Regions from separate parts of the Homo sapiens genome. Here region 1 is linked to region 2. A link is an interaction called in ENCODE POLR2A ChIA-PET data of the cell type or tissue named here. Cell type or tissue: PC-9. All regions are shown on one strand. Each heading gives the region's core, and the rest is flanking DNA. Links, peaks and the distances in the headings are about the cores only. Region 1 has its middle 320 kb from the start of DYSF. Region 2 overlaps EXOC6B (exocyst complex component 6B).

Region 1 (16,159 bases), core at 5,642-9,641, 980 kb before region 2:
GTCCATGTGGATGGAGTAGTTCTGAACTTCATATCGACACAGGGAGCAATTTCTTTCTTAGGCCACATCTCTATTTCTGGCCATGGATAAGCAGTACGTTTCCAGACACATGGGTAGGTGGGTGAGCAGAGTCAGCTGCCTCCCCTTGTGGGTGGGCTATGTGTTCATGGCTTCGCATAGGTGCCCAGTCTTGGCATAGCAGCCCTAATCCCAGTGACCTTTCTCTGTGCCAAGTTCTTAGCTGCACTCCAGCTCCTGCTTTGGTTTCCTCTGCCATTATTCACATGTGAAGATCTTCCTTTCTTTATTCTCTTTAACACAGTTACGCACATATATTCTAAATTAAATGACAAATCTGTCATTCCTGTATGCTGGGATGGAGGGGTAGGGTTTGGGTACATGCTCGCTCTGTTACCTTGGCCTGAAAGTCCCATATTATCGATTTGCATACACACTAGGCTGGAGTTAAATGACTGACACATGTTAGAATACTTTAGGATGAAATTCTTCATCCAGGCAGCTATCTTCCAGGAAGGAGGGGCCCTGTCTTCTTCAAGCAGCACTAAAGGTGGCATCTTCTTGGTTCATCTTGTGCCTTTCTGGGTCTCTCTGGGCTCCAGAACAGCACCTTGGGCTCCTCATGGCCTCTGCTCCTCATGCACGCTGGCTTGGATGGAGAAGCCTGACAGCTTCTGAAATACCCATGAGCAACTTGAAGGTCAAAAAAGGGAACATAACAATGCAACAGAAACAAAAGAGTGATGACAGAGATGGATGAGGTAAAACTAAGGAAGAGCTTTCCCAGGGCTGGGTTTTGAACTCTTACGGACATCGAACAAATAGGTTCAGATGTTCACCCGAGGTAGCACTGGGCAGGCTCCAGGGCTGCTGGCTGACAGGACTCCCAGCCCCCAGAGCCTCCTTCTTGCCTGCACTTTGTCACCAGTGTGCTGAGTACTTGGATGCTGCAGCTAACCAGGCTTTTAGGGTCCTTGCCAGGCCCCTTGCATGGTTTCCCCAATCCTGTTTTGTTCTCCTACCTCCTGTTTTGAATCAAGCAAATTTATTGACTGCTTGGGGAGGCTTGCAGGAGGCTTTCTGCTTCTTGCTCCCTTGAAACAGCACACTAATACTAAACATCATTTATTAAGCACTTCTATGTGCTATATGTCAGACAGACCCTATGCTAAGGGCTGTCTTGTTTCATCCTTTTTTCACCTTTAATTGGATGCTATCATGATGTGGAGACTGAGATCATCATTTTAGAGATGAGGAAGCTGAGGCCTACAGAATTTCAGCCCCATGCCCAAGTTTACACATCTGGCCCATGGTAGAGTTGGGAATCAAACCCAAGTTTGTCTGATCTCAAGGGCTGGGCTGTTTCTTCCATACTCTTCTGCTAACAGATACAAGAGTCAAATGTGATGCTAATGGTAGCTTCCAAGCTAACTCCCAAGTGGCTTCCCAGGTAGCTTTTTTTTTTTTTTTCTCTTGAGACAGAGTTTCACTCTGTCACCCACACTAGATTGCAGTGGTGCGATCTTGGCTCACTGCAACCTCTACCTCCCAGGTTCAAGCGATTCTCCTGCCTCAGACTTCTGAGTAGCTAGGATTACAGGCATCTGCCACCATGCCCAGCTAATTTTTTGTATCTTTAGTAGAAACGGGGTTTCACCATGTTACCCAGGCTGGGCCTGAACTCCTGACTTCAGGTGATCCACCTGCCTTGGCCTCCCAAAGTGCTGAGATTATAGACATGAGCCACCATGCCCAGCCCAAGGTAGCTTTCAAATCATTAATCCTGGCTGGGGAAAGGGCTAGAGGGGACTTCACAATTCACTGCTTCTCCAGGAAATGGCACAACACTTCTAAGATCTTCTGGGAGAAACTTATGCATTGTGTAGGAAGGATGATCAGATCTTTTATGCAGTTTTTGGGGAGTGGGCTGGTGCTGGGGAACTGGGAGGGGGAGATGGGCAGGGGAAGAATGGGCATAGACTAGCCCTGCCTGGAGGGAAAGGTGAAAGTGGTGGGAACATGTACTGGGGTCACGTCACCTGGAGGCATCCCCCTATCCACACCAATCAGACATCTGCCACTTAAGAGAAAAGTCTCTACTCCCCATCCTCTTCTAATAGGTGTCCCTTCTGAGAACCAGATTCCAGGATCTCTCCCAGTTCAAATCCAGCCTCAGACCACCTTGCCCAGAAAAGGTGGTTTTGTAGTCTAACCACTTTCCCTTTAGTTGTCTTAGAAATCCAGCATGGAGCTGCATAGAGGGCTCTGTTTATGCTGGAGCGGGGAGGAGATGATCCTGGAGAAGGATTAATGCCCACACTTCTCCACAGGGCTCAGACCCATTAACAGGAACTCCTTTCACGGTCCCACTGCCCAATGCCTGATGCTGCAATTTCTGTTCCTAGGGCTCATACCCACTGAGGATCCCGTACATTGTACACAATGTCTGCCTGGAGGAGGGAATCTGCACCTGGGAGTCTCAGCACCAGTGCCCTGGGCCTGTCTGCCAAGATGCCCATCTGCAGCTGAGAGGCCTGAGGGTGATCCAGCCCTTCCCGAGGCCAGGCTCTGACTCCTTTCGTGTGAGGCTTGGGCAGCTCCAGGCTCCAGGCTGGATCTGGACTGTGTGAGAGAGGACTTCCCTGGTCCAGCTCTCCCTGGCCTCAAATGGACCGCACCATCTTCCTGCAGTCTGAAAGCTCTCTCTGGCTCACAGCCCCTGGAATCCTTATCTTCCCTAGGCCCATTTCTCTCCACCCTGCTTGGCTTCTCTGAAACATGATGGCAACTGGTAAAAACTGGCTCCCTGTTCTTTCCCTTTGTTGAATGCTTCTGGGTACATCTAGAAGAACTCACCTGCTTCTGCCTTCCAGAAAGAGCAGAGAGTCAGTCAGGATAGGACAAGTTATACTGCAGCAACAAGCCTAACATCTCAATGGCTTAAAACAATGGAGATTTATTTCTCACTCATGCTTCCTGTCCACTGTGGACTGGCTGGAGCCTGTTCCATGTTATCCTTATATAGGAACCAGGCTGATAGAGCAGGCTCTTTGGAACCTATCTGGTGGCAGAGGGAAAGAGCTCTGGAGGGCTTTACACTGACAATGACAAGCTCCAGCCTGGAAGGGACACATACCACATGGACCAGGAAGTGTGTTCAGAGAGCAAAAGGCGGCAAAAGTCAACCACAAGACTTGCCATGTGGCTAAGCAAGGGCACATTTCTGGAAGGGTGAGGAGCTGGGTTTCATGTGGGTGGTCAGAGGTCAACAGACAGCTGGGGAGATGTATTCTCCTTCATTCAACACAATTGACTTTGGAGCTGGACTTCCCTGGTTTAAGTTTACATTCTACCACGAACTAGATGTGTGACTTCAGGCAAATTGCTTAGCTACTATAAGCCTCAACTTCCTCATCTATTAAATGGAAGCAATACCATCCAGAGTGCCACAGCCAGCAAGTGCTGCTGCCAAGATTTCCAGCTACCTGGATCTGGGTCCACGGCCCGTGTGTCTGCCAAAATCCTGTCTCCACTGGCAAAAAATCCTGGCTTAGTAACACCCACATGGCACAAGATGGCAGTGTAATCTCTCCCTTATCCCACTTGCCTATTCTTCCCCTTTTATTCCAAGCCCCAGATTTCTCCCTAATCATCCTGGGCCCTCTGGAGCTTCCCCTCAACTCCAGTTCCTGCCTGGCTGGATGGCACAAATCCTGCTCTCAGTGCCTCTGAAGTCATTTGCTGAGAACTGAGGGTAGATCACTTTAGACCATTCAGCCTAGGTTCTCACCAGCCCCTGCCTCGGGGGCTCAGACTCCTTCAGCCTCCAGAGTGGGCCAGGTTCCCAGATTCTCATTGCACTTGGGAGTGACCCCGCCACATGTGAGAGGCCCTGAACCCTGGGTGGTATCTTGAGCTCCAGGCTGTGACTGGGAGCATTCTGGGGAGCCCACTCTGTGGAAAGGAGAGAAAGGTTACAGAATCCCTCCAAACAAGGCAAAACAAAGCCATTTATCTTGGCGCATTAGTCACTGAGCTGCTGACGCAGGCAAACATGCTGTACTCTTGGCAATCATCATTTACATTAAAACAGGATGATTTGTGGAGTTGGAGGCCCGGGACCCTTCCAGACTTCCCCACCCACCTCAGTCTGTCCCTGCAAGCGCCAGAGGGCTGGGGCTGTGGGTTCTTCCTTGGCAAAGAGAAACTGGCCTTAGTCTGGGGGTACAGGTGCCCAGAGTCCCAGCCCTATTTTCTTCCAGGTGCATATCCTTCCAGGCTGTGGGACTGTAGGAGCTGCCTCAGCCTCCCAGAGCCATGCTCAATGGGGGCAGCCTCTCAGGCTGGGCTGGGTTCAGTGTCAGCATCACATTGTATGTGTGGTCTTTTTTTTCTTGGCTGTTTAGTGTTTGGAAGGAAGGGCTTTCAAGCCTCCAATTTTCCCATATTCCAGAGGAAGATGATGACAACAATGAACACTGTATATATACAGTGTCTTCCTCCCTTTCTCTCTCTCTCCCTTCTTTCCCCCCTCTCTCCATTCTCTCTCTCTCTCTCCACACACACACACACACACACACACACACACACACACACACAGACACCACTCTTACACAAATTGTCCCATATACGGATGAAATTGTACCTTTGAGAGCTAACACTCCCTCTCTCCAGGCTTAGGTGATATGGGATAGATAGCAGAGTCTTCCTTCTCAAGGTGACTTGTCATTTGGTCTGAAGCAAATCCCAGGTGACCGCCTCACCCACATCACACAGACAGTGCCCAGGCTGTCTGTTGCTCTTCGGCCCTGGGTCTGTCCTAAGTGCTCCTGGCCATGGTGCCCGCCGTGCCCCACTTTCAGCCTATATGCCCAAGGGTGCAGCACACAATCTTGTCTGTGCCAGTCAGGATCATATTCTCCAGGCCTCAGTGAGGGGTGTAGAGATGTATATTTGACTCAGTCAGAACCAATAAGCGTGAATAAAACATTGCTGAATTTCTGTGAAAGTGAACCTCCAGCGAGCGAGAGAGAATGAGTGTGTAATGAGCACAGAATTTCTTCTCTCTTGGTCAGTGTGCCAGAAAGTGGATCTGGCATGGCTGTCCAGAGGGGAGAGCTGAAGGGCCACCTTGCAGAGCTGAGAACAAAGCAAAGACCTAGAGAGAAACAGTCCCTGGTGACATCCTTTAGGTGACTGGGTTGAGCTTCTCTGGATCAACCTGTCAAGCTTTGAGAGTTAACCTATTCCCTTTGTTTAAGTCAGTCTGGGGTGAACTTTGTGTCACATATGGCCAGCAGAGCCTTAACCAGTACAGAAAGTAAGTGTGATCAGAGAGTGTGGGAGACCTTGAAGTTTAGCATCAGAGCTTTGCACAGGCTTCCCACAACTGAGAACACCATTGTCGCCTAGTGGATCTCCATTCCTCTTGCAGGGCACTCATTAAGGAAGGAAGACTCTGCTGTCTATCCTGTATCACCTAAGGCTGGAAAGAGCATCAGCTCTCAATGGTGCAATTTCATCCTTGTATGGGACAATTGCGTGTGTGTGTGTGTGTGTGTGTGTGAGAGAGAGAGAGAGAGAGGGAGAGGGAGAGAAGGAGAGAGAGGAGAGAAAGGTGGGGAGAGAGAGCGAGAGATCAGAAGGCACTGTACGTATCTTCCAAGAAGATGTGCTAAGCATCTCCTAGAAGTACGGATGAACATCCAACAAACGGAAAAGACAGGGAGCTCCTTTTTGTCAGTCATACCATTATGTTTTAGAGAAGCCAAGCAGAGTAGGGAGAAATCACTACCCACTCAGGTATTGCCTCTCTGTTTGGAAGTGTTCCGTATCTCTGGGACCTAGACTGTACCATGGGCATATTCTGGGCTGTATTTATTGGTTCACATCCATTCTTCACCCAAACACAGACCTGTCTTGCCTCTAGTTCCTGTGGGTTGGGGCACACAGTAGGTGGCGTGCATGCAATAAATAATTGTTCTTCTGAACAGCTGCACTGGTGGAGAGAGGGGGAGGGAAGACAGAAGACCTTGGAGGAAGAACTTTAGAGTTCAGAAAAGAATGTGTGAAGGCCTGAGGTAGGCAGTGGAAGAGAGGAGATTTGGGACAAGAAAAGAAATTGCTTTTAAAAATGAGAGGAGGAGACTTAGGAGGATCACTTGAGCCCAGATGTTCGATGTTCAAGGCTGCAGTGAACTATAATTGTGCCACTGCACTCCAGCTTGGGTGGCAGAGAAAGACCCCATCTTTAAAACAAAGAAATAAGTAAAACAAAAATGGAAAACTTTAAATGAGGAGAAAAAGTTCTGTAAGCTGAAACTGAGAGTGGTTCATGTTTCAGGTGGGAGGTGTGGTGGGTGGCATGGAAGTCGAAGGACAGAATAACAGGGAATAACTTCGAGTTGGAGTGGGTGGGGACAGGCAGATCTCCCATCCAATCAAGGAGTCTGTGCTACCCTGGCAGAACAGACAAACCAACAGGTGCTCCCTTAGCCCTGCCCTCAGCCGGTGCTGACCTGGGTCATCCAAAATGCTGGTGGTGAAGGGTGAGCACTCCTGGTTGGCGTTGGAAGGCATTGTTATACCTTAAATGACAGAGGGCTGCTTGATGTCCCAGATATGACTCCAAACTGATAATGGACATTGGGCTAGGTGTGGGGAGTTAGGGTGCCCTTCCACCTCAGAAATAACCCCACCGAGCTCTTCTTTAGGGCTAATGTCATTTTGAGGATGCTTGGAAATAGCCCAAGAGGCACCATCTTTTCTCTTTGGGGTATAAATGACCTGGCCTTCCATACTGATTGCCACCAAGGATGGGTAGACAGCAGCCAAGGTGGGGCTCTGGGGGGCCAGGGCAGGGGCTGGTATAGCAACCTGGAACAGAAAGCTGAGGCTTCCATCCCAGCAGAGAGCAGAAATGGAAGTAGGGAACCAGGGGCAGGGGCAGAGGACAGTGGGGTGGGGAGGGCTGCCTCCAGAGGTTCTTGGGGATACTTCAGCTCTGCCACACCAGCCTGCTAGACCAAGACCTGAAGCCTCTGGTTGCCAGCAGGGGAAGAGGCTCCCTGTGTCCCTCTAGGCCAATCTTCTGGCTCGGAGCCTGGGTGAGCTGAATCCGAGGCTCACAGGCTAATAATGCTGTCCATGACCAGTTCAGGGGCAGACGTTGGGATGGTGGGGTGCAGTCTGCGTGGGAAGGGAGTCAAACCCTAGCCTGGCCTCACCCAGCAGCAGCTCCCTGAAACTTTCAGCCTGGAAGCTGGTTTGCACCCATCCAGGGGGCAAATTCAGTTAGGTTGGTCTTTTGCCCACCTGGGACTGTACCTTAGAATGAGTCCTGGGGCCTATAATGAGCATCTCAGGTGCATGGGTTGGATCTTTGGGCACCTACATGGCTGCCAGGCTGCTAATTCCCATGACAGGGCCTCCAAACCTCTGTTCTCAGCCAGCCTCCATCCACTGTCTGCCCAATTATTTGCCATGCGACTCTTCTCTTGTGCCTGGGCCACTCCTACCTCTGCTTCTTCCTTAGCCCCCACCCCAGCCCTTGCCACCAGCAGGGGCCAGAGCTGGAGGCCTGGCCACAAGTGGGCCCTCTCTGAGCACTGTCCAGACTTTTCAGTGGCTTCCCCTTTCTCACAGATTAGCCCTCATGATGTTGGCATGGGACTCCCAAGAGCTTTTGACTTGGATTGAAGAGGAATGCAGCTAATTGAGGCAGCCTAGGGATGCTCCCATCTCTCCAGCACTGCCTTGCCTCTGCATTTCCCCCTCTTTCTTTCTGCCCACCCATCTCCAGATACAAATCTTTAGACATCTTATTTCACTTCTCTTGGTTATGTATGTAGGAGTGGGATGGCTGAGTCATGCAGTAGGTATATGTTTAACTTTTGAACAAACTCACAAATAGTTTTCCAAAGTAGCTGTCCCATTTTACATCCCTTCCAGCAATCTATGAGAGTACTAGTTGTTCCACCTATTTGCAATACTTGGTATTGTAAATCTTTTTAGATGAGGGCTGAGGTCATGTGGGTTATAACAGCAACATTAAAGGGACAGAGTTGGAGGTGACAATACAGTTAGAACAGGTAAATAAAGAAGAATGAGATTGAGATGGGGAATGGACAGTGTTGTTGGGATCTCACCTCCATCAATTATCAGCCATGTGACCTTGCACAAGTAACTGAACCTTGCCATGCCTTCATTTTCTCACCTGCAAACAGGGATGTAACATTTACCGCTGCTGAGATTAAATGAGGCAATGGACATAAACATATCTACAGAGTGCCTGGCATCAGGGCTTCCGTTAGTCTTTGCATGAATTAGGTGAAGGTGTCCCTTTTTTGGGGTTGATACAGCCCTGGACTAGGGTGCTGGGATTGGCCCAAACTGCATAGTTATTCACAGTGATTCTGTTTGGCCCACAAGTTGTCAACCGAAGCACCCTGAACAGACCGAGTTGAAAGGAAGAGGTGAGCGTATTCATCAGTGTGCCTGCTCTGCCCTCCCCACAGCCCTCCCCTTCTCTCTGGTGACTTCCCCTGTCCTCCACCTTCCCCTGTCCTGCTGCCTTGGGTCTGTGGAAATGTGGGTGCCAATCTCTAGGTCAAATCTACAGGCAGAAACTTCTTTGAAGTTTGGTATCTCTACTGAATCATAAGAAATCCTGCTTAAATAGTCTGGTTCTCAAAATAATTTAAGTGTCGCAGAGGCTGGGTGTGGTGGCTCATGCCTGTAATCCCAATACTTTGGGAGGCTGGGGCGGGAGGATTGCTTGAGGCCAGGAGTTGGAGACCAGCCTGGGAAAAAGGGAGATCCTATCTCTACAAAAAATTTAAAATTAGCCTGGTATGGTGGCACACACTTGTGATTTCAGCTACACGGGAGGCTGAGGCAGGAGGATTGCTTAAGTCCAGAAGTTTGAGGGTGCAGTGAGCTGTGACTGCACCACTGCACTCCAGCCTGAATGAGACACAGCAAGAGACCTGACCCTGTCTCAAAAAAAAAAAAAAAAAGAGTGTCACAGAGATGAGCTCAAGGCAGCAGCATTTATGGTGACTGGATTTGATCTTTATTTGAGGGGAGCCAGAGGGAGGCACAGAACTTTTGGGGGGCCCAGGAGATATTGCAGAGTTCACGGTTTACAGCAGGGAGGTGCTGAGGGCCTGGAGACAGGTTCTCAGTACCCTAAGGTGAAGCCTTTGATCAGGAAAACATCTCTTCCCAAGGCCAAAGTCCTTGGGCTGTCTATGGCACACACATGCGGAAGGCCAGGGCACATTTGCCTCAGCTCAAAACATACAACTCACTACATGAACAGCTCAACTGAACTAGGCCCTTTGATTTATGTGTTTACATTCCCAAAGGGAAACTTTCTTTACCTGAGGGACTCTTGGCTGGGTTCCTTTCATGATGAGAACAGGACATGAAACTTTGTTTATGGAGAGGTAGTACTCCAAGCCGGGGTGGAAGCCGGCCCTTAAAGTTTGGGGCTGGGCAGCCCTGATAACCACCAGGTGGGGAATTTTGTCTCTGAGCTTTCTGTCCCTGATGTCTCAGCCTGGGCACCCAGCAGGACTCCCTGGTGTCAGCAACATGAGTGACAGATGAATCATTCATTCCTGAGGCGCTCAGATGAGTCACTGGAGAAGCAGTGTCACCTTTCCAAAATTTAACTTTCCAGCAACTTCAGGAATTCAGCAGTCGTGTAGAGAGAGGGATGCCTGCAGTTCGATTTTTGTCCCTTCCCACCACCCTTTTCACCTGCTTGATGGTGCAGGGTGGGGAGGACGGGCAGGACACTGCAAACAGCTTTTAGCTGGGTGAAGATGAAGGAGAACTTTCTTGCTTATGGCCACCCAAAATAGATCCAAATGCAGTTCTTTCTCTCCCCAGCAGAAGGGAGTGAGGCTAGACTTTGGGGAGTACTGATCTGTAGAGGAAGAGCAGTGGAGCGGCTCCCCTCAGTCTTCCAGGCTGAACCTTGTCAGGGTTGAGAAGGTAGGTCAGATGCCGCTGGGGCCCCACTGGAGAAGGTGACAGCTGGTGGCAGAGGGCCGGGCTACCCAGGGCTGTGTCAGTGCTGGAAGGCCGCCTGGAAGAGGCAGCTGTGGCTTAGGGCTGGGCAGCGGTCCTGCTGGCACCCCACCCACCCCCGCCTTTCTTCTGCCCCTCCTGGGGTAGTGCCCCGGCTGCTCCGCCGGAGTAGTGATGGCTCTGAAGGTGAAAGTCACCTTCTGCCGCTCTCCCGACGGCCTGCTGCTGGGGTGGGGAAGCGGGGGACATAAATCCTTCCTCATCCCTGTCCCGTGGCGCTTGCCTGCGCGGCCGCGGGGAGGAGGCTTCTTGGCTGTAAATCAGGGCCGCCCCCAGCGCCTGCCGGCCCTTCATCACAGTGCTTTACGGTGCTGACACCGGCCAGGATTTAGTGGGTCCAGCCAGGCTGAGGCCGCCTCCTCCCCTTGAAATTAAGGCCACCCATAAATCCTGGAGATGCCCATTTGCATATCCATCTGCATACATTTGCCCCTTAAATTGCCTGCCTTGAAACACCGCATGGAAGTTGGAGCCACTGGGACTGAGAGTCTCCATTGTCTCAGCTCCTGTTGTAGAGGGGAAACTGAGGCTCAGGAGGGACAGGGACCTGTCCGTGGCACAGTGGAAGGCAGAGGCAGAGTAGGGTTGGACCCAGGAAGGATTTCAATAGATATAGCTGGGTTGATTTAGATAGAAGTAGAACAGAGAGTCAGAAGTTGAATGCCTGTGGTGAGCAGATTCCGGATTCTCTCCCTGGAAGGCCAGGGCAAGGAGAGAGGACAGTGGGAGCACCCTGGAGGAGGGCGGCAGTGGGGACGGCCACCGGGAGGCCTGAGGACACCTATCAGGAAGTTTCCACAGAGGGGGAGCATTGGAGGGGAGCCTGCAAAGGCAGTCCTTGAGGACAGGACTGGCTGACGTGGTCTCACCCAGGCCTCTGTAGGGAAAAGCGGGAAAGGAAAGGAAGATGCCAGAAGCAGGAACACACAAGCCAGGGTCCCCTTGGCTCCTTCTGCTTCCTGCTGGTGTCAGTCATGACCAGGACCCTACCTGGACACGAGTGATCTGTCAGAAAGGCCCAGACCTGGTGGGAGCTTGGCATGGCCAAAGCATTCTCCTCTGTTGAGCCCCCCACCTTACCATTCCGCCTCTGCTGTGCCAGACAGCCACAGTGCACCTGAGAGCAGTCCATTGCTTCAGGGAGAGCCTCCCTGGGGCCTTTTTTTGACAGACCCTCTCCAAGGGTGAGCACCCACAGAGGCCCTCCCTCATGTCCCCCTTCCACCCGGGCAGGACCTTAGAGCCAAAGCTCAGGTCTTTCTGGGCCCTAAGCGGGAGGGAGAGCCATGGCACACCCGGGAAGCTTTTGCCTCCCTCGACCCCAGGGGCCATTCCGTCTTCCAAGCAGAAGTCCTATGGGTGAGACCCCGTGCTCCCAACTGGGTCCAGGGCTGGCCGGTGACCAGGACAAGGAGCTGCTCTGCTCCAGGAGGTCACCCCTGGGTCTGCACGAATGCTCCCTCCTTCACCCGTGGGGTGCGTGCATCATGGGTTTCTGATGGACTCAAACATGCCCTCTCATCTGTGTTGCAATAGTCTGGGGAGAGAGGCTTTGGGGGAACCTGATGCTCTTTCTGAGACCCAGAGTTCTGGCAGGGTTTGGGGATGGGCTCTTCCCTGAACCAGGCCAACCCATTGTGGCAGCCAGGCCTGGGGACCCCCTTCTTCCGTCTCCCAGATGGGACCCAGAGGATCAGCAGTATACGGGTAGAGCTCCAGTCTGGCCCCAGGGGCAGAGGACCCCTCTCAAAGTCTCCTTTTCCTGCCCCCGCCCCCCTCCCCATTCCACCCCATCCCATCCCACAGCCTGAGGCTGGTGGGCAAATCCCAGCCAGGGCTGACAGGGGTAAGGGATCCTGGCAGGCTGAGCCCTGACAACAATGTCTCTGCTCTGGGCCTCCTCTGACCTCTCCAGGGCTCTGTCCTTGCAGCCTGGGTGAGACTAGGTGTCCCCAGGATAGGGCTGCATGTTCTGACCACTCCAGCTCAGGGAGTGGCTGCTGGTGGGGACAGGCCAGGAGAGAGGATGGGAGCCAGGATGGTAAGAAGGTTAAAAGGCAGCTAGGCGGCTGTCTCAGAGCATGGGCATCATGGAATGATGGGACAAGAGTGGGAGCCCACCCCACAGCAAGCCCTGGCTGGGTGCACAGGGAGATGTCTGCAGGAGGGGCTGGACCTGCCCCCAGCTGATCCCAGCCCTCCTCTCCTTTCCCCTGGGAAGCCTCAGTTGCTGCTTTCCCCTTGTTCCCTCCATCCCTAGCTCCCACCCCTCCCCTCCACAGAGGCCCCACAGTGGATATGTTTTCTCTTCTCTGGGAAAATGGTCTCTCCTGGTATTGGGAGAGGAAGGCCCTTCCCTCTATCTCCCTGCCTTCAGGGCAAAGCAGCCAGATGAAGCGGATAGAGGGGATGCCAAGACACTGAGAGCATCTCAGGGAGGAAAGAGGGTAGCAACAGTGACACCACATTCTCCGTCTGTGCACTCCCTGAATAACTACTATGATGACTACTAAAGGATGGGATATGGCCCCCTGTTAGCTTGGGGATAGTGGGGATCACAGAGGCAGGGGAATGGCCCAGAAGACCTCCCCAAGCCTCCCTGACTAGCGTTTGCTGGGATTCTTAGAAAGCATGCACAGACTTTGTGGCGGCGCAGCAGCGGGCCTGGGCAGAAGGGCCCCCCATCTGGAAGCCTTTAAAGTCTCCCTCCCCCTCTTCTCCAAATAGCTTGTTCCCAGAAAACAGGAGGAGAAGTTACCCAACAACATGCTGGAGCTTCCTGTGGGGCTGGCGGCCCCCTCCCTGGCCTCTGTTGTAGCACACCAGGCCCGCACCAGCAACTCAAGCACTAGCTCAGGAAGGCTCTGCCAGTTATATATTGCAGAGCTGACGTCCCTCCCCTCCTCCAGGATCTGGGATTACAGCTCACCTCCCCCAGGAAGCCCCCAGAATTGCCTCTCTGCTCTCTGGTACCTGCTGCCAGATCTTTTGAAAAGACACACCTTGCTTTTGTGGACTCCTTCCATCCTGTTCCACAAACGGTAGTCAGTCTGTTTGTCGTAATGAGCCCCCCTTCCTATTTTACGTCATGGGAAACTGAGGCCCGGGGCAGCCAAATGACTTGCCCAAAAATAAACAGAGCCAGACATAGACTCTGGCTCTCCTCCCCAGTCCAGGGGTCAGTCACACCATGTCCATTTGGCTGTGCCTATCTCCCCAGGTTGGCAGGCCTAAAGAGAGCACCCCAGTTCTGATTGCTGACATGACATTGGGTTTGGCAGAGCTGAGGTGCTGTTCAGGCATAGAAGCTGGCAGGGACTGAGGGGCAGAGACCTTGGTGAGATGGGTAGGATCCTGGCCAAGCAGGACTGAGGACCACCAATGCTGCGCCCTCCTCGGAAGACCTCGCTGCCTGGCCTGCATGCTGATTGTCTGGGCTCCTGCCCTGCCCTGCCCCCCTGGCATCCGAAGGCACTTGATTTGGACAGCTTGGCAAGAAAAATTTCCAAATTTCCAACCCCATGGGTAATAGCAAAAGAGGTTTTAAAACTTTTAGGTAACCAGAGAGTTTAGTTTTTGTTGTTGTTGTTGTTTGGGTTTTTTTTTTAGACGGAATTTTGCTCTTGTTGCCCAGGCTGGAGTGCAATGGTGCAATCTTGGTTCACCGCAACCTCCACCTCTCAGGTTCAAGTGATTCTCCTGCCTCAGCCTCCCAAGTAGCTGAGATTACAGGCATGTGCCACCATGCCCAGCCAATTTTGTATTTTTAGTAGAGACAGGGTTTCGCCACGTTGGTCAGTCTGGTCTCGAACTCCTGACCTCAGGTGATCCTCCCGCCTCGGCCTCCCAAAGTGCTGGGATTACAGGCATGAGCGCTGCACCCAGCCAAGAGTTCAGTTTTAGATGGCAGCCTGGCCCCTGCAAGAGCTGACGGTCAATGCAGTCACTGCGCTGTAGGTCTCAGTTTCCTTAGCTTTAAAATGGCGGTAAGAGAACAGAGGCTTCATGGGGAAGATGGAAATGGGCTTTGAAGGATGGGAAGGAAGAGGAAGGAGCACCTTCCAGAGCAAAGCAGAAGCAAAGATTCAGAGGGGAGAGTGGACGGCGACTGTTTTCAGGTATGAAGGAGGCTAGGCTCTGTCACTCTCCCCAGCAGCGCGACCTGGAACAACTTAACTTGTCTGTGCCTCAGTTTCTCATCTGCGTAGTGGGGATTGTAACAGCACTATGCCGCCCTGGTTAAGTGACATCATGTTTGTAAAATTCTAGGCAAATGCCTGACGCATAGTGAGTGCCTCATGACAGGTTTGTGTAGTATTTATTCACTTATTCATTTATTTAATAACAGCCTTTGGCTATTCATTTTAATTCCCTTGAGCAACACAAGATGGCGTTCGCTCAAGCATGCGACTCCCAGACGCTCATCCAGAGGTCTTCAGGGAGGGAGATCCCTGGGACTTGCAAACTCCAGCTCCTCACACAAGATGCTGTTGGTGTCTGCAAGGCTCCCCTGATACCTTGAATTCTTCTCAGGTGGTGGGGGAGGTTTTCTCTTCCTCTGGGGCAAAGAGGGATGCAGGCAGGGGTGGGAATTCAGCTCCAGGGCAGAGGGTGTCCATCTCTAAGTCCTGCCTCAGTCCCAGCTTCCTAGCCCCCTGTGTCCATGACCACAGCCTGGTAGAGAAGGGGTCCCATAGGAGGCCAATCTCTCTGGCCACCCCAGCCTGTCCCAGGGACCAGAGACCCCACAAGTCTTTGATGCTGGGGGCAGTCTGAGGAGAAAAGGGTGAGGTGGTGGAGAGGGGGCATGCGTGGCCAAGGATTGCAGCTCCAAGTGAGAAATAAGCAGGAGCAGATGGAGCCCAGAGCACAAAGTTCCTGTTTTCACGCAAATGTCTGGGACAATAAAAGTCAGGGGGGAAGACGGGGGTGGGGTTGGAGGGGAGCATAGAACCAGGGGTGGGGGTGCAGAAAGAAGATGCCATGTCAGCAGAATTAGCTCTTATTAAAATAGTTTCCGTCGAATTGGTTGGGGATGGGGGTGGACTTTCCAGCCCCCTGCCCAGAGCCCTTGGCTGGCCTGCTAGGGACTGGCCCAGCCTGAGAAGGACGGGGAGGGCTCTGGGCCTGTGCCTGCTGGGGACGACCAGACAGCGAGTGCTCCTCAGAGCTGATTGCATTTCCTGGCCTTTGATGCCCAAGATCAAAGCAGGGCCAGGCCATCCTGGCCTCCAGGCCTCCTGGCAGCCTCTCTGCCTGCAGGGTCCAGGCTGTGTGGTCATGGTGGCTGGAGAGGGCAAGGCAGCCTGGCATCCCTGGTAGGCCCAGAGCAAGAGCAAGCTAGAGGACCAGGATGTGGGCTGCGGGGGGCTGCAGCCGTGGATATAGCCCATATCTGCTGTCCACGCATGCCTGTGCTTATCATGCTGGTTCTGTGTCCTCAGATGAGATGTTAAACGTGGAGGTCACTAATGCCCAGGTCGTGGGAACTTGGGAGTTGGGTTCCATATGGCCCAGATCAACTGTTACATGAGCCATGCCTTGGATCCTGCAGCCTGTGGAGATGGCTGGGGGGTCCATCTTGCTATAGCAAGAAAGAGCTGTAACACTGCTGTGCAAGCTGGCCTTTCATGGGATCCTGGCTGGGAGGGCTTCAGGGGTGGTTTGGACAAGGGTCTCCATACACAGACCTTCCTCCCAAGGGTCCCCTAGCTCCCCTTGCTGGCCCAAAGGGCTCCATCCTGGGGCATTTCTAGTACCTTCCTTTTATTTGCACCAGCCTGGGCCCCCTTTGGGGAACTAGCCCTGGGGGTTGCTCAATGATGAGAGGACAGCTGCTTAGGGTCCTGCTCCTAGTGTACAGGGAGGCAGATAAGCCCCTCTTGATGCACTGCAGCGATCTGCAGGAGTTGGTCCCCAACTCCCGGGCAGGTTTCCTGGACGTCTTTGCCTGTTATGCCCTTGTGAGGGCTTCAGGTTCAGACGGCTGCCTCAGCTCAGGCCAGACTCCTTGCCTGGCTTCTTCCACCCAGGTGTCCATCGG
Region 2 (16,159 bases), core at 5,296-9,295:
CAAATGAGAAAAATAAGGCCCATCTCCTTTAACCTTGTTACTTAGCTCCTATTAACAGCCTAATACTAATGCTTATGCAGTTTTGACAGTCATATCATGCTATATATTGAACTCAGAGTCATAAAATTTTTCCATGTGTTTTTCCATATTGCTATAGGCATGTAGTTGATACTCTGAATCTACAATTTACTACTATTAACTATGGTTCATTTTTCCAGTCTTGTGAGACCTTTTGGGACAATGACTTTGCCATTTCAACTTTTCATTTCAATGTTTCCCTTTGTTAAGTAGGTACAGAAAGATTTTCACAAAAGAAAAAATCCACGTGGGAAAGGGCAGAAACCCAAAAAACTCTAGAATCTAAGACAGAAGAACTGAAGAACCCTGGCATGCACCAACATTTAAACGGAGATTTGCTGGTTTCCAATTTTAACGGGGAAGACTGTTAATCACAAAACATCAAGTAGAGACTTGAAAAAGTTAATATTGATTCTTTAGAAAAAGTCCAGGAAATAGAAAAAGCCACCAACCTCACTTCCTTAAGCCAATATTCAGCCCCCTAACTGTGTCCAACTTGGAGAGAATTTGCCACAAGCCAAAGCTTTTAATGTCCCTACCTTTTGAAGGCACAGTAGTAACAATTCCCAGAACAAGGGAGTTGCGTCAGTGAACTCTCTGCTCTTTCAAGTTGGAAGGACAGTTGATTCACACCATGTGTCAGAGAGAAACACCAGTGAAAACCAAGTGAGATAAATTTTAGGTCTCCAGAGCTGTTTAATATTAAGCTGTATTAAATCATTGTTATAGCAAATTATAAACAAAATATTTTGTTTACCCTTCCTCTCATATGCTCCTTCTCTTGAAAAGAAATTTTAAGATAATTCATAGTTCCAAGGTCACAGATGCTCCACCAAAAAAAATCATTTCCAAATGTTAGCATCCAGAACCAATGATCTGGATCATACTCCCAGCAAACTTCCCTGGCATATCATAGAGTAAGCTTTGCTACATAACCTTTTAGGTTTCAAGACAGTGTTAGTTTACTGATGGTCACAGACTTAGAGGAAGACTTCACTTTTGTCAACTGTCTCTACATGAAGTCATCTTAGTGTCCATTCTATTCAATAATTTTACTTTCTACTTAGATCAAGAAATCAACTATATGTTAAACTCCATAAATAATACTAAGTTGATTTTGTTTTTAATACTATGAATGGTACGACTAAAACGTGAAACATGTAATAATGTTCATCAAATGTCTGACCTGAAATGAGCATGTAGACAAGTTAATTTAACACTGAAGAAGAAAAGAAAAAAGACCTGAAACAACCTTGATCTACATGAATTTATTTGAAAAAATGGTCCTAGAGCAATGAAAATAAAATTTAACACAAGTGATAACAAAACTCAAACCATAAAAGTTGAGGAAAAACTAAACCAACAATACAAATATTTTAAGATAAAGCTTAACATGTTAAGAGACATCTTTCTGAAAAGAGAGACCACTAAAACTGCATGATTAGTTCAATACAAGGAATTAAAAAATTACAATGGGTAACTGTGGAAAGCAAATTTCACTTCTCTCAAAAATGACATATGATGCCAGGCAGGGGGGCTCATGCCTGTAATCCCAACACTTTCGGAGGCTGAGACAGGTGAATCACCTGAGGTCAGGACTTCAGGACCAGCCTGGCCAACACGGCGAAACCCCATCTCTACTAAAAATACAAAAATTAGCTGGGTGTGGTGGTGTGCACCTATTATCCCAGCTACTCAGGAGGCTGAGGCAGGAGAATCACTTGAACCCAGGAGGAGGAGGTTGCAGTAAGCCGAGATTGTGCCACTGCACTGCAACCTGGCTGAAGAGCAAGACTCTGTCTCAAAAAAAAAAGACATATGATTAAAATTTGTTAGATATCTACCTGAGGCCTACTGTACATTTTCATTACTCTTCCATTATCAATAGATCAATCTGGTTTGGGCTGTATAACTTCTTTAGAGAATCTGATATTCTACACAGGTGAACTCTAAACTCAACAAAGTGATGATCTACTGTGACCCCAATCATCACTAAGAAACAAAGTTGCTTGCCAATAAATTACTTCTCCAAAGCATTGCATTTAGGGCACTCTCCAAAAGCTATGAAATATCACCACCACATTCTAGCTCTCCAATTTATAAGGTAACTTGATTATTTATTTAAAGAGGGAAAGCAGCAGCATCTTTTTTTTTAATGTTCAAAATAGATCAAACTAAAATAGACTTTTAAAGGGCAAGATAAATTTGACTATTAAATAATAAAATAAATGGCCTCAGCAAATTAAATAGACACTGTTTTCTCAGAAATTTAACAAGATTGGCTATGTTAGGTGGTTTGGGCATTTTCCTGCCATAGGCTCATTTAGTATCTATTGACTGAGAATTTACTAAAAACAAAAAGAAAAGAATATCTTCCTTTGAGGGTGCCCATACTATAATTAGTAAGGAAATATATAAGAAACCACAATGAAAAGTAATTATAAAACTGTTCAGGAGCTAAGGATGGTAGCATATGCCTGTAATCCCAGCTACTCAGGAGGCTGAGGTCAAAGGTTCTCTTGAGCCCAGGAGTTCAAGATCACCCTGAGCAACATACTGCTCATCTCAAATTTAAAAAAAAGAAAAAAAGCCAGGCATGGTGGCTCATGCCTGTAATCCCAGCACTTTGGGAGGCTGAGGCAGGCAGATCACAAGGTCAAGGGATCAAGACCATCCTAGCCAACATGGTAAAACCCCATCTCTACAAAAAATACAAAAATTAGCTGGGCGTGGTGGCATGTGCCTGTAGTCCCAGCCACTTGGGAAGCTGAGGCAGCAGAATCACTTTAACTGGGGAAGCAGAGGTTGCAGTGAGCCGAGATGGTGCCACTGAACTCCAGCCTGGCAACAGAGTGAGACTCCGTCTCAAAAAAAAAAAAAAAAGAAAAGAAAAGAAGAAAAAACCTGTGTATAAAGTAATACATTTAAATCTGTTACACTTAGGTGATATAGCATGAAAAATAAAGGAATGTTCAGCACAGAAATGGATTAGTCAGAAAAGGCTTCTTGGAGTTGCTAACAAACACTAATAAAGAAAAATAAACCTTAAAAGCAAAAGCAGAGGGAAGAAAATAACACATAAAACACAAAGAAAGAATGACTGCAGACTTCTCATCCAAATTATATAAAGAAGAAGACAATGGAAAGATACCTGTAAAGTGCTAAAGGAAAAAAAAAAATTGTAAATCAAGAATTTTATACCTAGCAAACATATCAATCAACAAAGCAAAACCTTAGAAAATTTGTTGTCCGCAGACCCGCACTATAAAAACTGTTAAAGTAAGTTCCTCAGGCAAAAATAATATAAAATCTGTTCAAAATCTGGATCTTCACAAAAGCATAAGGAGCAAATAAACTGGTAAATATATAGGAACATATAAAATATTATTATTATTTTAAAATGTTTTAAAAGATAACATTTAAAAAAAGATTGCTGATTGTTCAAAGCAAAAATAATGATAATGAACTATGGAATTCAAAACACATGTAGAAGTAAAATATAATTAATGATAACTCAAAGATCAATGGGTGAAATGAAAATACACTGTTTTAAGGATTGTATGTTATATACAAACACGTACAATAGCATTTGAAAATACATTGCAATAAGTTAAAGATGCATACTGTAAACCCTAAAGCAACCACTAAAAACAAACAAAACAAAACAAAAAACACTAAGAAGGTATACCTAACAATGGAATCTTTAAAAATATTTGGTTGTTCTAATTCAGTTAAGGAGAATATGAAATGAGAAATAAAGAGAAAAAAAAAGATAAGACAAACAAAAAACAAACAGCAAGATAACAGAGTTAAACCTAGTCATATAGGTAATTGTGTTAACATAAATTATCTCCTCTTATCCTGTTTTCTTTATAATTAATTGAGTATACTTCCATTTCCCCCTTCCTGTATTTAGAGCTATTGTTGTCATTCCTTTGTATAGTACCTTGGTGTTGTTTTGCTGTTTATGTTTATCCTGCTCAAGGAGTTGTTTGAGCTTCTTGAATTTCCATTCCTGTTTTCCAGAGAAAGTCAATTTGAACGTGTTTTTTCTTTTTTTTTTTTTTCTTTTGACAGGGTCTTACTCTGGCACCCAGGCTGGAGTGCACTGGTACGATCTTGGCTCACTGCACACCTCCCAGACTCAAGTGATCCTCCTATCTCAGCCTCACAAGTAGCTGGGACTACAGGTGCGTGCCACCACACCCGGGTAATTTTTGTATTTTTTGGTAGAGATGGGTTTTCACCATGTTGGCCAGGCTGGTCTTGAACTCCTACCTCAAACAATCTGCCCTGCCTCAGCCTCCCAAAGCACTGGGATTGCAGGCATGAGCCATCACACCCAGCCCAATTTGAACTTTTATAAATGTTTCTATTTTTAATTTTTGAGAAGTAAGCCCATATCTTCAAATAATATAATATTGGATGGGTGTGGTGGCTCATACCTGTAAACCCAGCAGCTTGAGAGGCCAAGGCAGGCAGATTGCTTGAGCCCAGGGCTTTGAGACCAACCTGGGCAACATGGTGAAACCTTGTCTCTACAAAAAATACAAAAATTAGCCGGGTGTGGTGGCATGCCTGTAGTACCAGGTACTCGGGAGGCTGTGGTGGGAGGATCACTTGAGCCCAGGAGGTCAAGGCTCCAGTGAGCTGTGATTGTACCCCTGCACTCCAGCATGGGCGACAGAGCGAGCACTTGTCTTAAAAAATTAAAATAATATAAAATAAAAAGATAATATTGCCATTTTCCCTTTATCCATTTTAGATATTGTCTATTTCCTACTATAATTGATCAAAAATTACCTCATGATACCATATCATTCCTTTTCCTCTCCTCTCAATACTTATATACCCCTTTTAGTTTTTCTAAAGATTGCTTTTGTAATATAAATAATATAGTTATGCTTTTGTTTCTTGTATTATTAAAAACAGATTATCTTGATTCCCAACTATGCAAAATGAAGCATTACCTCTCCCTTATTTTCTCTCTTTTTTTTTTTTTTTTTTTTTTTTTGAGACAGAGTCTCACTCTGTTGCCCAGGCTGGAGTGCAGTGGTGTGATCACAGCTCACTGTAGCCCTGACCTCCCAGGCTCAAGCAATCCTCCCACCTCAGCCTCCAGAGTAGCTGAGACTAGAGGCATGTGCCACATCCAGCTAATTTTTTTATTTTTTGTAGAGATGGGGTCTCACTATGTTACGCAGGTTGGTCTCAAACTCCTGGGCTCAACCAATCCTGCCTCAGCCTCCCAAAGTGCTGGGATGACAGGCATGAGCCACCGTGCCTGACCCCCTTACTTTCTCTTTATATCTTTTCCTTACTTTCTCCAACTGTGGAAATGAATTTTACACTGATAGAGTTGATAAACACATATATTTTGTTCTATAATCATAATTGTTTTTCATAGATGGCCCATACTTTGTCTTTGCAAACAAACAAATAACATTTGCATTATTTTAACTATACAAATATTCTTCACTTTTAAGCCAGATCGTATACTAATATTGCCATTCCTTCCTGGCTGGAATCCCTTTGCCTGTAAATCTCTTTCTTGAAATTCTCCTTTCTCCTGCTCCAATCTAAACTGATACTCCCAGCCAGGTGTGGTGGCTCACACCTATAATCCAAGCTCTTTGGGAAGCCAAGGTGGGAGGATTACTTGAGCCCAAGAGTTCAATACCAGCCTGAGCAACATGGTGAGACCCCATCACTACAAAAAAAAAGGGACTTGATAAGGTCCCTTCCATTTAGGAAGAAAAATTTTTAAAAAATTAGCCGGGCATGGTGGCACATGCCTGTAGTCCCAGCTACTTGGAATGCTGAGGCAGGAGGATAGCTTTAGGCCAAGAGTTCAAGGCTGTAGTGAGCTCCAGTACACTCCAGCCAGGGCAACAGAGCAACACCCTCTCTCAAAAAAAAATTTAAAATAAAAATAAATAAATGAATACCTCTCCAGGTCTTCTGCATACCTGTTTATGATATTCTTTCCTGAGGGACTAACAGAACTGCTCAGGCAGTCAGGCGTGGTGGCTCAGGCCTATAATCCCAGCACTTTGGGAGGCTGAGGTGGGTGGATCAGCTGAGGTCAGGAGTTCAAGACCAGCCTGGCTAACATGGTGAAACCCCCCTCTCTACTAAATTACAAAACTTAGCCAGCCATGATGACTGGTGCCTATAATCCCAGCTACTGGGGAGGCTGAGGCGGGAGAATCACTTGAACCCGGGAGGTGGAGGTTGCTGTGAGCCGAGATTGCGCCATTGCACTCCAGCATGGGTGACACAGCAAGACTCCATCTCAAAAAAACAAAAACAAAAACAAAAAACAGAACTGCTCCGGCAACCAGAATCTAAGGGAACAGAACACTGGAGAAGAGGGGAATAGTAAGAATGGGTCTGCCAATATGCTTCAGTCACTTTTTCCCCCTCAAGGTAAGTACCAAATCTCCATTCAAGAGGCTGAAGTTCCCGGGAAAGGGAACAAGCAGAAAGTCAAGACCAAAAGGCAGGAAAATCAGCTTTTGACAGTTTTAGAGAATCCCGGTACCTTAAATTAGAGGCATAAGAGGTTAGAATCCTGAAGAGGAAAGATGGGAAGAATACATAGCACTGTTATTATTTTCTCAACACATTTGCTGAATTCTTAAGCTATACAAAGAGAGAGGTTAAGATAAGCAAAAAGACTCAGAGAAGCCAACAGAATGTTAGGTAGTATTGAGGTATAAAGGAAAGAAAAGAATTAAGGATCTACCAAGGGAAGGGCTCCTAGTCATCACTCCAGGCTCTTTGGAATGTCTGGAGGACAATAGCATTAAGGCAGTAATGAGCCACACCCTAACTAAAGCTGAACCCTAGATTTAGCCAGCTCAGTCGTTGACTGGATTAAATATTGCCATACCATCTGCCTTACCAAAAGTGGGAGCAGAGGGGAGGGACCTTCACTTAAGGAAGAAAACACTATCCAAAACCTCCACAATTTTTTTAATGTCTATTCAGTCCAAAATTACCAAGTGTGCCAAGAGAAGATCACATGACTAAAAATCACATGACTAAAAATCAAGATTCACAGATGATCTAGATATTGAACTTATCAGATAAGAACTTTAAAAATGGCTATGATTAATACCACAAGAAAAAAGGAAAAGAACAAAACACATGAGAAGATGGAGAATTTCACTACAGCCTTACGATTTGTTTTTTTATTATAAAACTGGAGAAAACCCAGAACTGGGTTTTTAAAATTCCGAACTCCATAGATGGTTTACCAGCAAATAAGTCAATTGAAAAAATCCACATTGAGGTTGGGCACAGTGGCTCACACCTGTAATCCCAGCACTTTGGGAGGATGAGGCAAGTGGATCATTTGAGGTTAGGAGGTGGAGATCAGCCTGGCCAACATGGTGAAACTCCATCTCTATCAAAAATAGAAAAATCAGCCGGGCGTAGTGGTGCGCGTCTGTAATCCCAGCTACTCGGGAGGCTGAGGCACAAAAATCGCTTGAAACCGGGAGGCAGAGGTTGCAATGAGCCGAGATCACCACTGCCCTCCAGCTTGGGTGACAGAGTGAGACCCTGTCTCAAAAGAAAAAAAAAAAAAAAAGGAAAAAAAAAATCCACATTGAAGCCCAAAGAGAACAAGGAAAGGACAGGATGTAAAATACAGAAGAATGTAAGAAAAATGAAACATGGGACACCATCAAAAGCCCTCAGCCAGCAGTTCTCAAAATTTTTTGCCTGGCACTATTTTTATGCTCTCAAAAAATATTGGGTTTCCTGGCCGAGTGCGGGGGCTCACGCCTGTAATCCCTGCACTTTGGAAGGCCGAGGCGGGTGTATCACCTGAGGTTAGGAGTTCGAGACAAGACTAGGCAACATGGTGAAACCCCGTCTCTACTAAAAATACAAAAAATTAGCAGGGTGTAGTGCCGGGCGCCTGTAATCCTAGCAACTGGAGAGGCTGAGGCAGGAGAATCGCTTGAAACCGGGAGGCGGAGGTTGCAGTAAACCAAGATCGCGCCATTTCACTCCAACCTGGGCAAAAGAGCAAAACTCGGTCTCAAATATATATTATAATATATATTTCCCTTGGGTTTCCCAAGAACTTTTGTGTATGTGTTATGTTTGTTGACATTAGCCACATTAACAATTGGAACTGGGCCAGGCACAGTGGCTCACGCTTGCAATCCCAACACTTTGGGAGGCGAGGCCGGCGGATTGCTTGAGGCTAAGGAGTTTGAGACCAACCTGGGAAACACGGCAAAACCCCATCTCTACAAAAAATACCAAAAAAGTTAGCTAGGCATGGTGGCATGCACCTGTGGTCCCAGCTACTCAGGAGGCTGAGGTGGGAGTATCACCTAAGCCTGGGAGGTGGAGGTTGCAGTGAGCAGAGATTAGACCACTGCACTCCAGCCTGGGAGACACAGAGACCTTGTTAAAAAAAAAAAAAAAAAAAAAAAAAGACCAAGTCCGGTGGCTCACGCTTATAATTCCAGAACTTTGGGAGGCCGAGGCAGGCGGATCGCCTGAGGTCAGGAGTTCAAGACCAGCCTGGACAATAATGGCGAAACCCCGTCTCCACTAAAAATATAAAAATTAGAGGAGAGTAATGTCATGGGCCTGTAATCCCAGCTACTCGGAAGGCTGAGGCAGGAGAATCACATGAACCCGGGAGGCAGAGGTTACAGTGAGTTGAGATCATGCCACTGCACTCCAGATTCCAGCCTGGGGGCCAGAGTGAGACTCCGTTAAAAAAAAAAAAAAAAAGAAAGAAAGAAAGAAAGAAATTGAAACAGAAGAAAAAAATTACATAAAAGAACATACAAGTATAAATAACATTCACCACTGAAACAATGATATTTTCACATCATGCAGCCTCTAAGAAACTCAATTCTATTCCCCTAGGAGAATGCAAGCTTTTTTTTTTTTTTTTTTTCGAGACAGAGTTTGGCTCTTGTTGCCCAGGCTGGAGTGCAATGGTGCGATCTCGGCTCACTGCAACCTCCGCCTACCGGGTTCAAGCCATTCTCTTGCCGCAGCCTCCCGAGTAGCTGGGATTACAGGCATGCGCTACCACCCCCGGCTAATTTTGTATTTTCTTTCTCCCCGGCTAATTTTGTATTTTGTTTCTCCATGTTGGTCAGGCTGGTCTCAAACTCCAGACCTCAGGTGATCCCCCCGCCTTGGCCTCCCAAAGTGCTGGGATTAGAGGCGTGAGACACTGTGCCCGGCCTAAGCTTTTTTTTTTTTTTTTTAAGTAAATAACATCTAACTGATATTATGAAAATATTTTTAAATCTGTAACTCTCCTGAAAGAAATTTTATCATTGTATAATTGTGCAGAAGCAATACTTAAAGACATCATAGCCAAGTATATCTAAAAACTTATGAAAGATATCAGTCCATAGTTTCAAGCCCTATAAACCCAAAGCATGATGAATGTAAAGAAAACTATACTTGGCCAGCCGTGGTAGTTCACACCTGTAATCCCAGCACCTTAGGAGGCTGAGGCAAGAATATTGCTTGAAGCCAGGAGGTCAAGACCAGCCTGGGCAACAAAGCTAAACCCTGTCTCTACAAAAAAAAATTAGCCAGGCACAGTGGCATGTGCCTATAGTCCCAGCTACTTGGGATTAGACAAGTTCTGGAGATAGGTGGCAGTTTTGGCTACAGAAAAATGTGAATATACTTAATGCCACTGAACTGTACACTTAAAAATGGTTAAAATGGTAAAGTATATGTTATGTATATTTTACTGCAATTTTAAAATAAGGTGAAATACAGACATTATTCATACAAACAAAATAAATGAGTCCTTCACTAAAAGAAATGCTAAAGGGAGTTCTGCATACAAAAGGAAAAGTGACCTCAGAATGAAGCACAGAGATGGAGGAGGAAATGAAGAATCAAACAAAAGAGTAAACATACATGAATGGTGACTCTACGAAATAATAAGGATAATGTTGTGTGGGAACAAAATTACATGTAAAATTAAAATTCATGACAACAGTGTAAGATGTAGGAAAGGATAAATGAAAAAGTGTTACATATTCCTAGCAGTGTCAAGGAAGTGATAAAAATATTAATTTATATTATACTCTGAGTCAAGGATACATGCTGAAATTCTTTGAGTAATGTCTAATAACTAAAAAAGGAAGGGCCAGGCCCAGTGGCTCACACCTGTAATCCCAGCACTTTGGGAGGCCAAGGCGGGCAGATCACCTGAGGTCAGGAATTCGAGACCAGCCTGGCCAACATGGCAAAACTCTGTCTCTACTAAAAATACAAAAATTAGCCGGGTGTGGTGACACGTGCCTGTAATCCCAGCTACTCGAGAGGCTGAGACAGGAGAATTGCTTGAACTCAGGAGGTGGAGGTTGCAGTGAGCCGAGATCGTGCCACTGCACTCCAGCCTGGGCGACAGAGCAAGACTCCATCTCAAAAATAAAATAAAATAAAATAGAAAGAAGAAGAGTCAATAGACAGCCAAAAATAATAAGAATCAAGAATAAGCACTTAGGGAAAAAGAAAAACCAGCAAGTATCAGACTTCTCCACAGCAACATTGAACACCAGAAGACAAGATACTCAAGGAAACAAAACATGAGCCAAGAACTTTAATTTCAACCAAGCTAGCCTTTAAATATAAAGTCTATAGAGCTAAAATTTGAATATACAATAACTCAAAAATTGTTGTTCACATAAGTCCTTCTTAAGGCAACTACTAGAGGAGGAACACAAACCCAACTAGATGACAGGGAAAACTTCAATAAAAAAGAATGTCAATGAAGACTGAATATATTTAACTGCAACTCTAAGACAAAAACAAGGTCAGATTAAAAGTGATCAAGTATGATACATAAAAATAGTACATAAAAATTATACAACTAAGAAAAAAAAGAGAGAAGATAGAAAGTAGAATAAACTAGTCAACTATCTTATACCAGTAACTGTGAGCCAAAGCTAGGCAAATCAACTACAGGTCTACAATCCCTAATCGAAAATCCTTGTAGCAAAATGTTTCATAATACCAAATTCTGTACATTTAAAAAAAATACAGCTCATCTGTCACATATTATGTAACATCCCAGTAAGATCTTAAGCATTCCATAATCAAACACATTCATATTTCAGCAGTAAAATATAGGAATATTCACAAAAGTGGTAAATATAAAGATTATTAATATATTAAGTCAATTCACATCAGGTTTTCTTGCCAAATGAATTAAGGCAGATTTTGACAACAAATAGTTTTTAGAGCCTTTAGGATTTGGGGATTACAAATGAGAGATTATGGGCCAAATCAAGTATGCTTGACTACAAAGTAAAGCACTAAGATAATACTATTCCCTGATATTTAATGCTAAGAGGAAAGAATAACAGAAGAGTACACAAGTTAAGTTTCATTGTTGCCCTTGGGTGAGAAATCAGTAAATATTACCTTCAGAGAGAGACAGAGAGAACTGAGGATGCAATACAAAGGAACCACAAGAACAAAAATACAATTTTTTAAAAATTCAAAGAAAAAAAGGAAGCCATTAGATATGGCTTCATGGTAGTGTCTTCCCCCTCGCCCCCAGAAAAATTATTTGACTTGACACTAAGTTGTTTTTAAATAATGATTATAGTGCTCTTCATTTCCAACTTACTACACTTGGAAGAAACAATTGCTGATGAGCATAAAGTCACTAGGGGGCAGCAGAGCATAAAGAGTATCCTCTGAAAAGTGGTGACAACTACAAAGTTATTACATAACCAGAAGTGTCTTCAACTGCTGAAAACATTTCATACTCATCACAAGCACAATAAAACACTCGCCAATTAATTTGTAAAAATTGCTTCTAAGATATTCATTATATTCTTTATAATTGTTGTAATTTTTATTTTGAAATAATTTCACATTGCACAGAACTCTTGTATAGCCTTTATGCAGAGTTCACTAATTTTTGCCATATTTGTTTTATCATTCTCTCCCTACATATATATGCATGCTTATTTTTCTAAACCATTTGTAAGTAGGCTTCATATATCATGCCTGTAAAACTATAGTCTGTACCTCCTCTCTCTTACATAATGATAGTACCATTATGAAATTCAAGAAATTTACATTGATACAATTATATCTAACCCACAGTCCAAATTCCAATTTTGAAGATTATCCCAATAATGCTCTTTAGAGCATTTTCATTTCCTACTGGAAAGTATCCAGTCTAAGATCATGAATTACATTTTGTGGTCATGTCTCTTCAGTTTCTTTTTATCTAAACAAGCAGCCAAATTTATGGACAAAAGACTACTTTACATTATTAAAAATTACTGAGAGCCTGGATGTGGTAGCTCACATCTGTAATCTCAACATTTTGTGAGGCCAAGGTGGAAGGATCGCTTCAGGCCAGGAATTCAAGCCCAGCCTGGGCAACATGGTGAGACCATATCTCTAAAAAAGAAAGAAAAGAGGAAAAATAAAAATTACTGAGTACCCTAAAGAGCTTTTGCTTATATGAATTATATATATATTAGTATGTGCTATTTTAGATATTAAAACTGAGGAGCGATGTCAGCAAGATGGCAGAATAGGAGTTTCCAACACACATCCCTTCACAGAAACATCAGTTTGAACAAACATCCAAGTACAAAAATATATTCAAAAGAACTAAGGAATCCAGGTAAGAGATCACAGCACCTAGGTAGAATGCAGAAATAAGAAAATATACATTAAAGGGGGTATGAAAGACGGCTTCACATTATCCATGATTCCCTTCCCCCAAGCTCACAAGAGAGACCCTCGCTGGAGGAAAACGAGAATGATATGAGCACCCTACTTCACTGGGGACCCCAGCCCCAGGCCTCCCCAGTGAATTTTGGTGCCAGGCCAGCCGCCATGTACCTAAGCTCCAGGCCAAATCCAACACAAGGACAGCCAGTGACCTAAGGCTCCAGGCCTGCCCCTGCAGGACCAGGCTTAAGGCAAGCTCCAGTGCCAGGATGGCCCCCAAAGCCCCAGGCTTCAGGCCTGCCCAATAGAACCTGGTGCCAGGCAAGTCCCCACAGAAACAGGTTCTAGGCCCAGCCACATGGTACCAGGCACCAGGCTCACCTCCATGGAAAGAGACGCCAAGACTGCCCCATTGCCAGTTAGTCATTGTGGATCCAAGCTTCAGGCCTGCTCCTGCAGACCCCATTGCCAGCCCAACCCAGTAGATCCTTTTACCAGGCTGATCCCCATGACCCCAGAATCCAGGCCCACACACCCAGGCAACAGGACTGATCCTATAAACCCAGGTGCTAGGAATGCCTACCTGCTGACCCAGGGACCAGGCCAGCCTACCCAAGGACTTCAGAAGAAAGCCAACCTATGCACTCGACCAATCAGCCTGTTCAGAGATTCTGAGTAGGCTGACTGGGTGATGGGCTTTCCCTGCCAAAGCCAGCCTGTAAAGACTGGAAGAGGTACCTACATCTTCAAATGCACAACTACCAAACCAAAGCCAGAAGGATCACAAATAAACAGGAAAACCATAATCCCCCCACCCAAGGAACAAAATAAAGCTCCAGTAGCCAGCCCTAAAGAAATGAAGATCTACGAACTGTCTGAAAAAGATTTCAAAATAATCATCCAAAAGAAATGTAGAGAGCTACAAAAGAACCACAGAGAACTATAAAAGAACATGTACAACATGGTAACTATAGTTAATAACATTATTATATTGTATAATTTAAATTTGCTAAGACAGTAGACCTTAGATTTTCTTTTTTTTTTTTTTTTTTTTTTGTGAGACAGGGTCTCACTCTGTTGCCCAGGCTGGAGTGCAGTGGTGCAATCATGACTCACTGCAGCCTCAACCTCCCAGGCTCAGGTGATCCTCCCATGTCAGCCTCTCAAGTAGCTGGGACCACAAGCATAAGCCACCATGCCCAGCTAATTTTTTTCACATTTGTTGTAAAGATGGGATTTCACCATGTTGCTCAGGTTGGTCAGGAACTCCTGGGCTCAAGCAATCCACCTGCCTCAGCCTCCCAAGGTGTTGGGATTACAGGTATGAGCCACCATACCGGGTAGATCTTAAGTTTTCTCACCAAAAAAAAAAAAAAAGGCAACTATGTGAGTTGATGAATATGTTAATTAGCACAATTTTAATAATCATTTCACAATGTGTATATATATCAAAACATCTCATTCTATACCTTAGGTATATACTTTTTAAAATTATACCTCAAGAAAGTCGGAAAAAAAAACTAAAACTGAGAACCTTGAAAATAATTAATTCATTTAAAATTAACAATGAACCCACTACAAGTTAAACAGTATATTTTATACAAATAAAAAACAAATAGTTAAAATAGTTTGTTTTACATTTGTGAAAGTCTCTTTAATGTCGTCTTAACAGAAGACATCTGGATTCTGTAGCCTCTGCATTCAACCTATGGCAATGCGCAGTTTTGGTTAAAGTATATGAAGAAAACTCAGCCTCACAATACATGTAACTGGAAAACTAAAAAGTATTTTCAAAGACTTTTCAGATAATTTTATATAAATATTCTTTGGTATAATTTTAGAATGTGACAAATGATACTTTCTTAAAGTTACAATGTGAAATCTGAAACCACATCAGTAAATTTTTTGTACCTTGTTACATTAAAACCCATTAGTCTATGTTATACTTCAAATGAATATTTCACGTGATTTTGTAACATCAGGCACTGGTCATTTAAAAAATACTGATTCACTGGGTTGTATAGGTTTTCCAAATATTGATATATTTCATTACATAGTATCAAAAAACACATTCATTAATATTATCACCCAGTCTTACAAGAAATGTTTGTAAATACTGGCAATCTTTGGAAGGGCAACAGGCTACCTCAGTGAAAATATGAACTGGTAGCAACAGAAAATTCTGCATATGTAGTCCAAATAATAAGCTGGTGATTCTGTAGAACACAATAATAAAGATGAGCTGAAAATCTAATCATAATAAATAATACTACATTATCACTATCCATCAGAATGGGTGAAATAAAAAATAGTGACAACATCAAATACTGGTGAGAATGAAGAGAAACTACATCACTAATACTTTACTGATGGAAATATAAAACAGTACAGCCAGTTGCAAAAATATTTTTGAAGTTACTAAAAAAACTAAATATACACTTACCATACAGTCCAGCCAACTGCACTCCTGAGCATTTACCCTAGAGAAATGTTAACTTATGTTGAAATATATATACATATAAATCAGTACAGGAATGTTCACAGGAGTTTTATTCATAATAGCCAATGAATGGTTCTTTCTCCTCCTGACAAAAAATATGTAGTATCTTTTTCAACACCAATTCTCTGACACTACTGATGTCTCACAATTCTAATTAATTCTCACACTATCTGCTGGAGTTAGCATCAGACTCCACAGGTTAAGGGCTCAGTCCCATAAAACTGACAAACATCATGCATCAGTCACAAACTAAGTGCCCAGATGTCCCAGATTTTTGCCCAGCCAACTACAAATTCAAGTGTTGCCATGATGCCTCCCCTCCCTACCAGGTTCAATAATTTACTAGAATAATATAGAACTCAGTTAAGCACTTTGCTTACTTACTCTTACTGATTTACTATTGAAGGTATAACTCAGGAGAATCCAAATGGAAGAGGTGCATAGGGAGAGTTATGAGAAAGAGGGGGATGCAAGGAGCTTCCATGTCCCCTTCAGACATGCCACCTTCCCAGCAACTCAATGTGTTCACCAACCTGGAAGCTCTCTGAAACTCCTTATTGTTTAGGAGTTGTTAAGAAGGTTTAATTACATGGGTATGATTGATCAAATCACTGGCCATTGGTGATTGGGGCTCTCTCCCCTCCCTGGAGGTTGGGGGAAGAAGTTGAGTATTCCAACCCTCTAATCAAGGCTTGGTCTTTCTGGCAACTAGCCCCTCCCTCTCCTAAAGCTATCTAGGGCCTCATCAAGAATTATCTCATTAGCATAAACTCAGGTATGGTTGAAAGGAGCTTCTTATGAATAACAAAACATAAACCTATGGCCTTCTCACTTGAGAAATTCCATGCAGTTTAGGAATTCTGTGCCAGA

Evidence for each region. ChIA-PET counts read pairs that join two places held together with the same protein. Peaks named below come from ENCODE experiments on the same cell type or tissue, not always from the same donor. Only the 100,000 strongest peaks of a DNase experiment are listed, where the experiment ranks them.
Region 1: POLR2A ChIA-PET joins it to region 2 with 8 read pairs; 1 of 35 experiments calls an interaction of 5 or more read pairs at or near these places.

What each region holds. Positions count from the first base shown.
Region 1 is chr2:71,775,513-71,791,671 of GRCh38, forward strand. No RefSeq gene overlaps it. Among named protein-coding and RNA genes, the nearest start is that of DYSF, 320 kb to the left of the region's middle. RefSeq lists an enhancer at 15,835-16,159. In PC-9, for the core only: CTCF peaks have their summits at 9,410 and 9,621; DNase peaks (open chromatin) are centred at 7,949 and 9,629; H3K27ac peaks cover 400 bases.
Region 2 is chr2:72,759,298-72,775,456 of GRCh38, forward strand. The region is part of intron 1 of EXOC6B (exocyst complex component 6B); the gene reads right to left. It overlaps LOC124900538 (small nucleolar RNA SNORD78), which reads left to right and starts at 1,237; the gene lies at 1,237-1,305. RefSeq lists enhancers at 12,587-13,088, 13,089-13,588. In PC-9, for the core only: no CTCF peak of the experiment used is centred there; a DNase peak (open chromatin) is centred at 6,894.